Regions from separate parts of the Mus musculus genome. Here region 2 is linked to region 1. The links are chromatin loops, found by intact Hi-C in ENCODE. Cell type or tissue: heart. All regions are shown on one strand. Links, peaks and the distances in the headings refer to the core of each region. The heading gives the core; the rest is flanking DNA.

Evidence for each region. Peaks named below come from ENCODE experiments on the same cell type or tissue, not always from the same donor. Only the 100,000 strongest peaks of a DNase experiment are listed, where the experiment ranks them.
Region 2: a loop joins it to region 1, with 2.4 times the contacts of the local background. A loop is called at or near these places in 4 of 42 quality-filtered maps.

The regions. Positions count from the first base shown.
Region 1 is chr5:114,174,209-114,179,582 of GRCm38, reverse strand. The region is part of intron 1 of Acacb (acetyl-Coenzyme A carboxylase beta); the gene reads right to left. Among named protein-coding and RNA genes, the nearest start is that of Acacb, 11 kb to the right of the region's middle. In heart, for the core only: CTCF peaks have their summits at 1,072 (motif pointing left), 2,583 (motif pointing left), 3,555 and 4,786 (motif pointing right); DNase peaks (open chromatin) are centred at 1,427, 3,752 and 4,692; H3K4me3 peaks cover 2,326 bases; H3K27ac peaks cover 2,078 bases.
Region 2 is chr5:114,368,032-114,373,405 of GRCm38, reverse strand. Kctd10 (potassium channel tetramerisation domain containing 10) reads left to right here. Exons shown (of 7, transcript NM_026145.4): 3 at 3,178-3,347; 4 at 4,379-4,465; 5 at 5,012-5,064. Among named protein-coding and RNA genes, the nearest start is that of Kctd10, 9.8 kb to the left of the region's middle. In heart, for the core only: a CTCF peak has its summit at 2,698 (motif pointing right); DNase peaks (open chromatin) are centred at 1,195 and 2,905; H3K4me3 peaks cover 289 bases; H3K27ac peaks cover 3,302 bases.

The DNA.
Region 1 (5,374 bases), core at 192-5,191:
AAGGGCAAACAACAGACTGGTCCTTCTCGATGCGACTGCTCCGGATAAAAAAGGCTGCCATCTCCTGCTCGGAATAATGAGACAGGGGTTCAGAGAGGTCCTCTGGCCTCAAGTCCCGCAGCTGACAAACAGCAGAGCTGGGCTGGTAACCCAACTCTATCTCACCTCAGATTTTCATACTGAGGTAGGAAAGATTGACTAGGATACAAAGGCGAAGCACTGCAGGGTCGTCTCTGGAAATGAGTGTGGGTATGGAGGTGAGATCAGAGACGTTGCTCAACCCTGTGCAAATACACAGCATGGCCACAGACACCAGCAGAGCTCCAGCTGTGAAACGCCCCAAGTTTCTGATGTAGAATCGGTTGCCCCTGTGACCTCAAGATGCCCCTACAACACCCCGTGCCTCCTCTCATAGGATGAAATATTCAGGGGACCCAAAGGGGGAAGTGGTAGTGCACACCTGAAATCCCAGTTCCTGGGAGGCAGAGGAGGGAAGATCATGAGTTCAAGGCCAGCCTGAGCAGCATAGACAGACTGTTTCAACAAAACAAATTCTCGGGGTGGGTCAGGCAAGTCTGCAGACATGAAGCATCTAGGGAGGTGGGTGTGTCACTAAGCAATATGACACTTGCCTATGGTGCAGCAGACCTTGGGTACTGTCCTAGGACCGAAGAACAAAGAATCTGGAAAAGGATAAACAGGCTGTACACTGAAGGAGACTTGTCCCTGATAGGAATGTCCCAGCTGCCTCCCTGTCCAGGGCCCTGGCGTTCTCCAACACTCAAATCCCTTGCCCTCTACCATCCTGACCACCAGGTGATGGGTGGAAGGCAGTGTGAGTGCTGAGTTTCTGTTGTCAGTAATGGAAATGCAGGGAGAAGACTTGGAGCCAGGGGAAGCCACTGAATTTACTTTCCTACAGACAACTCAATACTGGGATCCCAGGAGCTGCAGAGATGGCTCAGCTGTTAAAGAGAGCTTGCTGTTCCTTTTGGGAAGCCAGCACTCAAATCAGGTGGCTTACAGCTACCTGTAATCCATTTCCAGAGGATCTGGCACCCTCTTCTGGCCTCTGATGGCATACACACTCTCGCATGCACATGCACATAACATGCACACATGCACCCATGCATGCACATGCATACACACACACAGCAAATACAGATACACATACACACACACACACATCATATACACACATAGAAATAAATCAAATCTTACATATAACTATGATACCAGATAAATAGACCTTCTATAATTTCTATTTCAATGTTTTAATTTAACTTATTTGTGGATGGGCTGCATGTATGTGGAAAGAAATCAGAGGACAACATTTAGAAGTCAGTTCTCCCCTTCCACTGGGTAGATTCCAGGAATTGTCTGCTGCCCTGGCTTGCCAGCCCAACCTTTGGGAATTTCTCAGGCCATACAACCTCCGGATGCCTTCTGGAATGATACCAGGTCAAGGGTGAACAATCAGAGTCCCTGGGCCGATCTTAATCTGCTGTGAATGGTTTAAACAGATTTAAGTGGTTCTGGGGGAGGGGGGGTCCAAAGAATTCTATATTATGATACACAATAAATCATACAAACGGCTCATTTCAAGGTCCTTTAATGGAACACAGCCAGTCCCATATAAACAGGTAGCTACTGCCACAGGAAACAGCAGTGAGTAGCTGTGAAAGGCTGTATTGTCACAAAGTATTTACTATTTGGCTTTTTAGGAAAACAGCACACTGACCCTGAGCTAGGCTGACATGGGGGCTTCATCAGCAGGCTATATATCTATACAACATATGTACATTTTATATATATATATGTGTGTGTGTGTGTGTGTGTATAATATCCATCTCAGCACTCAGAATATATATATGTATGTATATATATATATATATATATATATATATTTTTTTTTTTTTTTAAACAGGGACTACATATCTGTAATCCCAGCACTCAGAAAACAGAGGAAGAAGGAGCAGCAGGAGTTGAAGGTACCCTTGGGTGGAATGGTGAGTTCAAGGCCAGCCTGGGCTAAGTAAGAGTGCAGTGGTGCACCTTTAATCCCAATCCTCTGGAGGCAGAGAGATTGGATGTTGTAGCATGTGAGATTGGCTGACACCTACAAGCATGGCAAGTCACAGCTAGCTGATACTTCAGGTGTTATAAAGTCTGCCCTCTGTCACTACTGAGGACTTCTAGCAAGATGTGCCACAGGCTTCCCAGAAACCAGCGAGTGAAGCTGTGTGCCAATAAAACTTTATTTATGCACTCTGGCCTTTGAATTCCTCCTAGTTTTGTTTGTTTGTTTTTTACATGAACAGTGTTCTTCTCTTGATTGTTTTTAATTATTTAAAAGCATAAGAACCACTGCCCTCAGGCCAGATAAATGCAGATAAACTCATAATTTGCAGAGCCAATTTGGGAAAAAGAAAAGAAAAAGAAGAAGGAAAAAAAAAAAAAAAGGGGCTGGAGAGATGACTCAGCGGTTAAGAGCACTGGCTCCTAACCTGACCTTGAGTTCAATTCCTAGCAACCACATGGTAGCTCACAACCATCTGAAATGGGATCTGATGCCCTCTTCTGGCATGCAGGTGTATATGCAGATAGAGCATTCAAATACATAAAATAAATTTTTTTAAAAAGACTAATAGGTTACAATAAATATGGTTCAATTTTATAAATTAAACATCTGCTCTGAAAACAAGATTTGTCAAGTATCAGCTGTTGATCCAGGTGGAATTATATCTTTACTCCTCTTCGTGTTTATAATTTCCTTAGTTTGTTCATTTGGGCTTTTTTTGGGGGGGGAGGGGCTTTACGTGTGTGGGTTTTCCTATATAGCCCAAGCTGGCCTCTTAACTCAATCCTCCTGCCTCAGCAGTGCTAGGATTATAAATGTGTACCGCACTCCCTTATTCGGGCTGAATTCTCAGCAGCGAATACAGCATCCCTTTGGTGAGTGGTTTAAAGTGCAATAAAATGAAAGAGAAAAGGAAAACAGTGGGGTACGCTCAGAAAGTGACCTCAAATACAAAGCCTGCTCAGGATGTCTGGGTTTTCCCAAGGCTTCAGCCTCAATAAGTGTTGCCTCCCACAAACGTTATTTTCTCAAGGCCAAAGGGATGAAGATGGAGGGAAGAGTAGTGCGTCCCAGGGAACAATCTTGAGGCAGCTGTGTGGTGGGCAGAGCTCTCCAAACATCGTCACTGGTTGCCCACCTAGGCCGCAAGTTTGAGCGGTGGGATTCTTCCTGCAGCGGCCAAGCTAAGCTCGCATCTCTTGGGGCGGAAGAAGGGGGAAAGGCGAGGTGCTAAGGGGCAGACAGTTGACCTGGACGGAGAGGGGTGCGTTAAGTTTGCAAAAGCAGTTATTAAAATCGCGGGCTTACTTACTTTCCTGCGAGCTCAGGGAAACAGACCTTGCATTTGGCAGGGCTCATGTTGCCCAGCCTACCGGGCCAATCCCAACAGGGCGGGGGATGTGCAGTTTGCACCCCCTAATCACAGGAAGCGAGCAAGCCCGGCTCCCAAGGCACAGCAGGGTCACCAGCTCGCCACCAGAGGCGGAGGTTGAGGCGTCCTCGAGGAGGGGCCCTGGCCGCAGCTTGTGACAGCTGTGGGTCGCGGGACAGCGAGCCTCCCCGGCCATCCCGAACTGTTCCAGACTCTGGGAAACCCAAACCAAGGCCCGCCTGGCCACGCCCTCCCCAGGCCACACCTCTCACCGGGCACCCAGATCCCACCCATGCTGATTGCCTGGCCACGCCCTCCACATCCGCTTAGGCCACGCCCCATGGGCCAAACCTTCCATCCTGCTCCCAGCCACTCCAGGTCACACCCCAGGGACTAGTCCCGCCCAGACCCCGCCTCCTCCAGGGCTGTCCCTGCGCCATACTTCTGCCCCTGACCTTGAGTTTAGGACTCAAGGATGTATTTCACGTCCCTCCCCAGAACCCCTCCCGAGAGGTGGCGGTTGTGGGTTCCACAGCCCTCTGCACTGCCGTCCAGACTTTGGACACCCGTAGGAGGGATCCGAGGAAAATACTGAAAACTGTTCAGAAGAGGGAGGTCGCTTCAGAGCCTCTTAAGACATCCCTCCAAGAAGCACTTGACTTTTTAAGTTACATTTATTATTTATTTATTTACTATTCATTCATTCACTTGTTTGTTTGTTTGTTTATTGGCGGTTAGTGGCCCTTCCTCAGCAAGTGTGGAGATAAAGAAACCGATTTATTGGGCTGGAGAGATGGCTCAGCGGGGAAGAGCACCGACTGACCTTCTAAAGGTCTTGAGTTCAAATCCCAGCAACCAAATGGTGGCTTACAACCATCCATAACAAGATCTGATGCCCTCTTCTGGAGTGTCTGAAGACAGCTAGAGTGTACTTGCATATAATAAATAAATAAATCTTTAAGAAAAGAAAAAAGAAAAAAAAAACCGATTTGTAGGAATTGGTCCTCGCCTTCCACTACTTGAGTCCTGGAGATTGAATTATCAGGATTGGTGGCAAGCGATTTTACTGTCGGGGGCCACCAGGACCCCTGTTACGCATCAACAAAACGCGGACAAGCCCGGGAGCCCCCGTCTCATCCCCACCGCTCCTTAGCAGCACAGATGAGGAAGGTGTGGACCAGAGATGGACGTGAATCCTTGGGACAGGACTGTACTTAAGTAGGATCTGAAGATCATCCAAACGAGCATCTCCATGAGCCATTGGGGGAGGGGCTGGGGCGTGGCTTAGTGGTCAAGCACTGTGCGCTGAGCTCCAAGTCCGGGGTCTCCCTCTAGGGGGCACTAAGCACCCTGCCTCCACAACTGGGACCCTTGCCCAGGTTCCGAGGTTAGATGTGTTAGATCGTATGTTAGACACTTGAAGGAAAATAAAACGGGTGAGCAAAATTCTCGGTTAGGACTTTCTAGAAGGTTCCCCCGTGGTTTTAACTTCTCCTCCTCAAAAAAGGAGAAAAAGGAGGAAGGGAGGGAAGAAGAGAAGGAGGGAGGTAAGGGAAATGTTTTTCTTTTTGGAAGTTACCCACCAGTATCCAAAAGTATCCATCCTCCCACCGACCCAATTTAAAGTAACCGCATCAAAAACGGGGGGGGGGGGGAAATGAAGATACTCAAAACAGCCCTCCCTGCCCAGCTCAGGATCCTACAGAAGAGCCCTGCTCTGCAGCTTCCTGGCAGCCAGAGAGGTTTTATCTCCGAACTCCCGACACTCCCTCAATGTTCTGGGGGATAGCCTACTTTCCTGCTGACAGCGTGAAAGGCGCCTGCAACTTTCACGGGGGGGGGGGGGGGGGGTTCTAGGGACAGCGGTTCACACAGCCGGACCATGAGATCAAGCAGCAGCAGCTGGGGCAAACTTGATGTGA
Region 2 (5,374 bases), core at 306-5,305, 190 kb before region 1:
CCACGGCAAGTGTTCAGCTGACAGTCTTGGAGCCTTTTCCTGTGTCGGGCATGGCGCCAGTTCTACCTCACCTGCCAGACACTGGAGCTGGGATGTGGACGAGTGGCTTTCCCTGAACCTCGTCTCACGCTGCTTACAAGTTGTGAGTGTGCCTGAAAGCCACGTGGTCAGCGCTGGTGCTCAGAGAGCTGAGCCACCGGGTATTACTGAAGGTGGAGGATGGACGCCCACCTCCGAGGCGTGAGAACGGGAGGACGGGGGTCCCATCTTACCCTTCAGGAGTAGATGTGCTTGTGGTTCGGAATTGCGCCCTCGAGGCCGTGAGCAGGCTTTCCCTGACTTCTGTGAAAAGTTCAGTTCTGACCACCGTAGCACTCTCTGAGGCCCCCCACACCCCCAGTGGCCCGGAGGGTTTGTGCAGCCCACAGTAAGAATGAAATTCTGGCACGGGACCTTGGCTCCGAGTGCCTGCCCAGCATCTCCCCACCACCACATCGAAATCCAGGCGTGGTGGCACATGCCTGTAATTCCAGCATTCAGAAAGTGGAGGCAGGAGGACCAAGAGTTCAGGGCCCCGTGAGGCCCTGTCCTCCCCTCCCCCACTTGTGTTTAGGCTAGCCTGCTGTGCTTTGTTCCTGTGGAGCTTGAACACTGCGCCCTCCCAGTCCCAACTCCCAGGCTGCAGATCTCTGACTAATGCCTTCAGAATCCGGGAGTGTAGGAACTAGGCTGAAGCACTCGCTCATTTTATTACGTGCAATCCTCTCAGGAAAGTCAGGAGACTGACGCAGGGTGGCCCCTGGACCGTATCTGTGCCTGGCTCCTTTTTCATGGCCACCATTAGTCTGACTGGGTGCAGCTCAGTCCGCTCACCCGAGGACTGCAAAGCTTCTGTCTGGGTCCTGGCCAGACAGTGGTGCAGTCTGCTCCCCAGGTGGATCCGGCATACAGGCAGGTTTGTAAGTGTCATGCTTACCACTGCCGTGGAGTTACCATCTTTCTGTTCCTGTGGCTTCAAACAGTGTTTGGTGTTATCTTCCGCTCCTGTTCACTTAGCGCTGTGCTTATGACATCATGAGTCAATAGTCCCGGCTCAGGCGTTTCCCTGAGGTTGAGTAATTCCTTCTGCACATGTACTGCAGCTAGTGGGACACGTTGGTTTGATGGTCCCGCAGACATGTCCAGTTCCCAGTGTTGGGGATGTCAGACTTCCCCCTGGGGAAACGGGACAAGGGTCGGGACTTCCCTTTCCTGCCTCCCAACTCCAGGTCTGGAGCACTAAGCTCCCTCAGCTCCCACCGCTCCCTCGGCTGTCCGTGTCTTCCACTGTGCTGATTATTGCCAGAGCTTTCTCCTTGGTGCTGAGTCAGTGGGTAAGCCTCACAGTGGTCTAGCCTTCTGCCCGCACTGGGCTCTGTTGACCATTTAACTGTTGCCGAGGAGCTGTGTGATCCGGGTTAGGGTTCATTTTGCAGTTCCTAATTTCTGGCATGCTGTGCATCTGTTTGTCTTACTGGTTTGGGTTTCGTCTTTCAGCCGCCTGGCTGCATCTGGTTTGTAACCTCTTCTTTTCCTCACCGACTCCTCGCTGCTCTGTAGACGTGCGTGCTCTGGGTCCTGCTTCCTCGTGGGCTCTGTTTGCGTGGAACTTTCCCCAGACTGACTGACCTCCGCTTTCTTCAGTACCTCTACATTCATGCATGGCTTTTCTTGTTAGGTCTCTGCCTCCTTCCTTTTTCCTTCCCTCCTCTGCTCTTCCTCTTCCCTGTCTTCCTCCCCTCCCTCCCAGGGCTGGGACAGAGCCTGGGAACTGTCACTTGCTAGACAGGCCTCTGCCTGCACTTCAGCCCCATCCGCGGTTTCTTGATGTGTCTGCGATTCTCAGATAAGCATTGTGGCTGCTGTCTGTGACCTAAGGGGCATTTAGCAATGGCCAAAGGTAGTTTTGGTTGTCACAGCCTGGGTGTTGGGAATCTGCCTTACAGTACACTGGACAGGCTCCATCTCACAGATCTTCCCTGAGGCCTTAGGCTCAGAAATTTGGGTTGTAACAGGTATCTCTGAGTGACTGTGAAGGCTGGCATGCATTGCAGTTGTAAAGAGAGGCTTCCTAGGGGAGAAGAGGAAGGAGGGTGAGCGCCCAGGCTTCCCCAGAGAGGAAACACCAGTGTGCTTATATGAAGTCAGCCAGTAGTCTCCTGCTCCAGCGATCCCCTATCCCTGCCTCCTGCCCCCTGCCCCAGCAGCCTCAGTACCCTGAAAGCCACAGCGACTCACTCCTGGGGTCTGGTGTTTGCAGCGTCCCGACAGTCCTGCTGCTGCTGCCTCCGCCACCCATGATGTGATGTGCTCACTGTCACATGCCTGTAGTTAACTGTGTGTGCTGCCTACAGGCCAGTGCTGTGCTACGTGCTTTCTGGCCAGCCTCTGGCCACACCTGTATGCCCGTGCTGTGCATCCCATCTGCAGAGGAGACCTTGGGATAGAGCTTAGGGGAACACTGAACATGGAGCAGGCAGGTGGCAGAGCTGGGGTTCAGACAGTGGCCCTTGCTTGTCACCATTGTACTAGGTGCTGAGACGTCCTGGAGTCAGAGCCTCTTGGGCTACCCTGCCAGTCCTGCTGTCCCCGCGGCCCTGGAAGCTCTCCTCAGTGCTGTGTGCTCCAAGGCAGCAAGAGGCCACTTGATGGCAGTCTGTGGTTCTCCATGCTGGCAGTTGAGCTTAGTGTGAGGGATAGATGCCTGCTTTGAAAGCAACCAAAATATTTCAAGTCTGAATGCTAAGCTAATTGAAACCTCATGGAGTGTGCGCTGGCCGGCGCCTCTGCCCTTATTTGTTCAAAGTGCGCCTTCCCCACAAGCATTTCCTGGCATTCTTGAGTTGGAGCCCAGTGTCCCAGGCCGCCTTTTCGTTTACAGAAACTCTGGGCTGTCACTTGAGTAATGGATTTGGGGGATTTTGGCCTTTCCCCAGCAGCTTGAGCTGGTGGTGCGTTGAAGGCAGGACACAGGCAGGCTCCTTCCAGGCAGCTGAGTGCGTCATTGATGGCTGTTTCTCTCAAAGCTTGGAAATCTTTATTCTCAGTGGCTGAATCCCACGCCCCTACCCCTAAGTGACAGCAAGCATCTCCCCTGACAAGTGCCCTGTGACCTGGTTTTCCTGCTGCCCACTGCAGGCTGGATCCTCATTGACCGCTGTGGGAAGCACTTTGGGACAATCCTCAACTACCTGCGAGACGGGGGTGTACCCTTGCCTGAGAGCCGCCGGGAGATCGAGGAGCTGCTAGCCGAGGCCAAGTACTACCTGGTGCAGGGCCTGCTGGAAGAGTGCCAGGCCGCCCTACAAGTAGGCACCCCCTTCCCTACTCAAGCCCCAGGTTCACAGATAGGAGGGCCAGTCTCAAGCCAGACTGCCCTGATGTATCCAGAGATCCTGGGTCACCTCTGTGTGGGAATGGGCCCTTCAGCTCCCTGTCTACAGATCTGAGAGGTTCACTGTAGAACTTGCCTCCTTGTCCTGTCCTTTGTGTCTGAAAGCCATCCTCCCCTCCTGTTGGGCTGTCCTTCTCCTTGGCTACCCGAACACTGCCTCAGGTGCTCGGTCTGTTCCCTGAGAGGCCGCCCCTTGCGTTTTTACTCTGTATTGGTTTGTTCAGGCGTCATTTGAGAAGTTTCCCATGCAGAATTGGGTGGCCCTTGGCTTCTATTTCAGCCCAAGGAGATGCTGCATATGTGGGACTAGGAGCCATTGTCTTTTGGGGGCCTTCATGGTTGGATGATAGACTGACTTTTTCAAGGGAAGCCTTATGGGGGAAGATGTTAAGGAGTCCTCCAGGCGTGGTGGTGCCTGGAACTCAGGCACTCAGAAGGCAGAGGCAGGAGGGTCACGAGTTTTGAGGGCAGCCCAGGCTACCTAGCAACACTCTCATAAAGAACCAAAGAGGCCCTGGACTTTTTCTGTCTGGGTTGTAAGCATGGCTGGATGCTGTCCATCGGGGACTGAGCAGGCTCGGGGGACTTGCAAGGCGTTGAGAATAGTAACACATCTACGCTCTGCCCTGTCTCTCACTGCAGAGTACAGATCTTTCTCCTGCTTGGGGGCCGGGCCGGGCGGGGATGTCTGGGCTCTACTGTGGGCTTCAGGGCTCATTCTTTCTCCTTTCATCTGCTGCTGCCACTACAGTGGGGTGGAGCAGCTTTTATGCAGTCACCTGCTGCATCGAGGGCTGAGTTTTGAGTGTCCTCCCAGGCAGACAGAGTGGTGTGTCCTTCTGGGGGGGCAGACAGAGTGGTGCAAAGTGGCTTCTTTTCCCCTCTCATTGCCTGGCTTTCTGGCTAGCGGGCCCCCTGGGCTGAAAGCACGTTTTGTTCCAGCAGAACAAAGATACTTACGAGCCCTTCTGCAAGGTACCCGTCATCACATCCTCCAAGGAAGAACAGAGGCTTATAGCGACGTCAAATAAGGTGTGCCGAGGCTTGGGGTGTGTGTGTGTGTGTGTGTGTTTACTGAGTGTGGGGTGGTGTGAATGGGGAGGGTGTGTGTACCTTTGTATATGAGTATGGAGGTGTCTGTGTGTGGATGATGTCTCTGAGCGTGGAGGTGTCTGTGTATACCTTTGAGTGTACCTGTGTGAGTGTGAGGGTGTCTGCATTGTACCTGTGGGGGGCTGGGGAATGTTGGTGTGTGTGTGTGTGTGTGTGTATGAGTGAGTGAGTGAGAGAGAATATGAATGAGAATATGTGTATGTTGGGGGGGCTTGTCTGTGGCGGGGATATAAGGAGTGCCTGTGTATGCCTGTGTTTGGTGTGGGGCCGGGGGAGGCAGTACCCAATGCCTGCGTTTTGAGGGAAAGGGCATTCTGAGTGGGAAACCCCATCTCACACGTTGCCCCTGCCCCTGGAACTTGTAGCAACACTGCTGTAAGCTCTGCTAGCCTGTGCCCACAGCCTTCGGGCAGCCAGTGTGCCCTGCACCCCCAGGAGTAGTCACTCTCCTCTCCTCCCCCACAGCCCGCCGTGAAGCTGCTCTACAACAGGAGCAACAACAAGTACTCCTACACCAGGTAAGCGAGAACAGCAGCGGACAGCAGCGGCCCGGCCCGCCACTGTCCATCACTCACAGACCACACCTCAGCTGGGCGGGGTGGTGGGGGGGCATTCACCCATGTCATAAAATCCAGCTTCATGTCGTGCGGTTGAGTGACTTTGACACATCCACAGTGTGCAACGCCAGTACTTTATAGCATTTGGCCGTGTCGGCAAATGAACTGTCTCCCTCATCTTCCCAGCTGCCAGCCTAGAACTTGCTGCATCTTGTAACTGATCCCTCCCTCACTGTGAGGTTTTTAGGGTTCGTGAGCACTGTAGCACCAT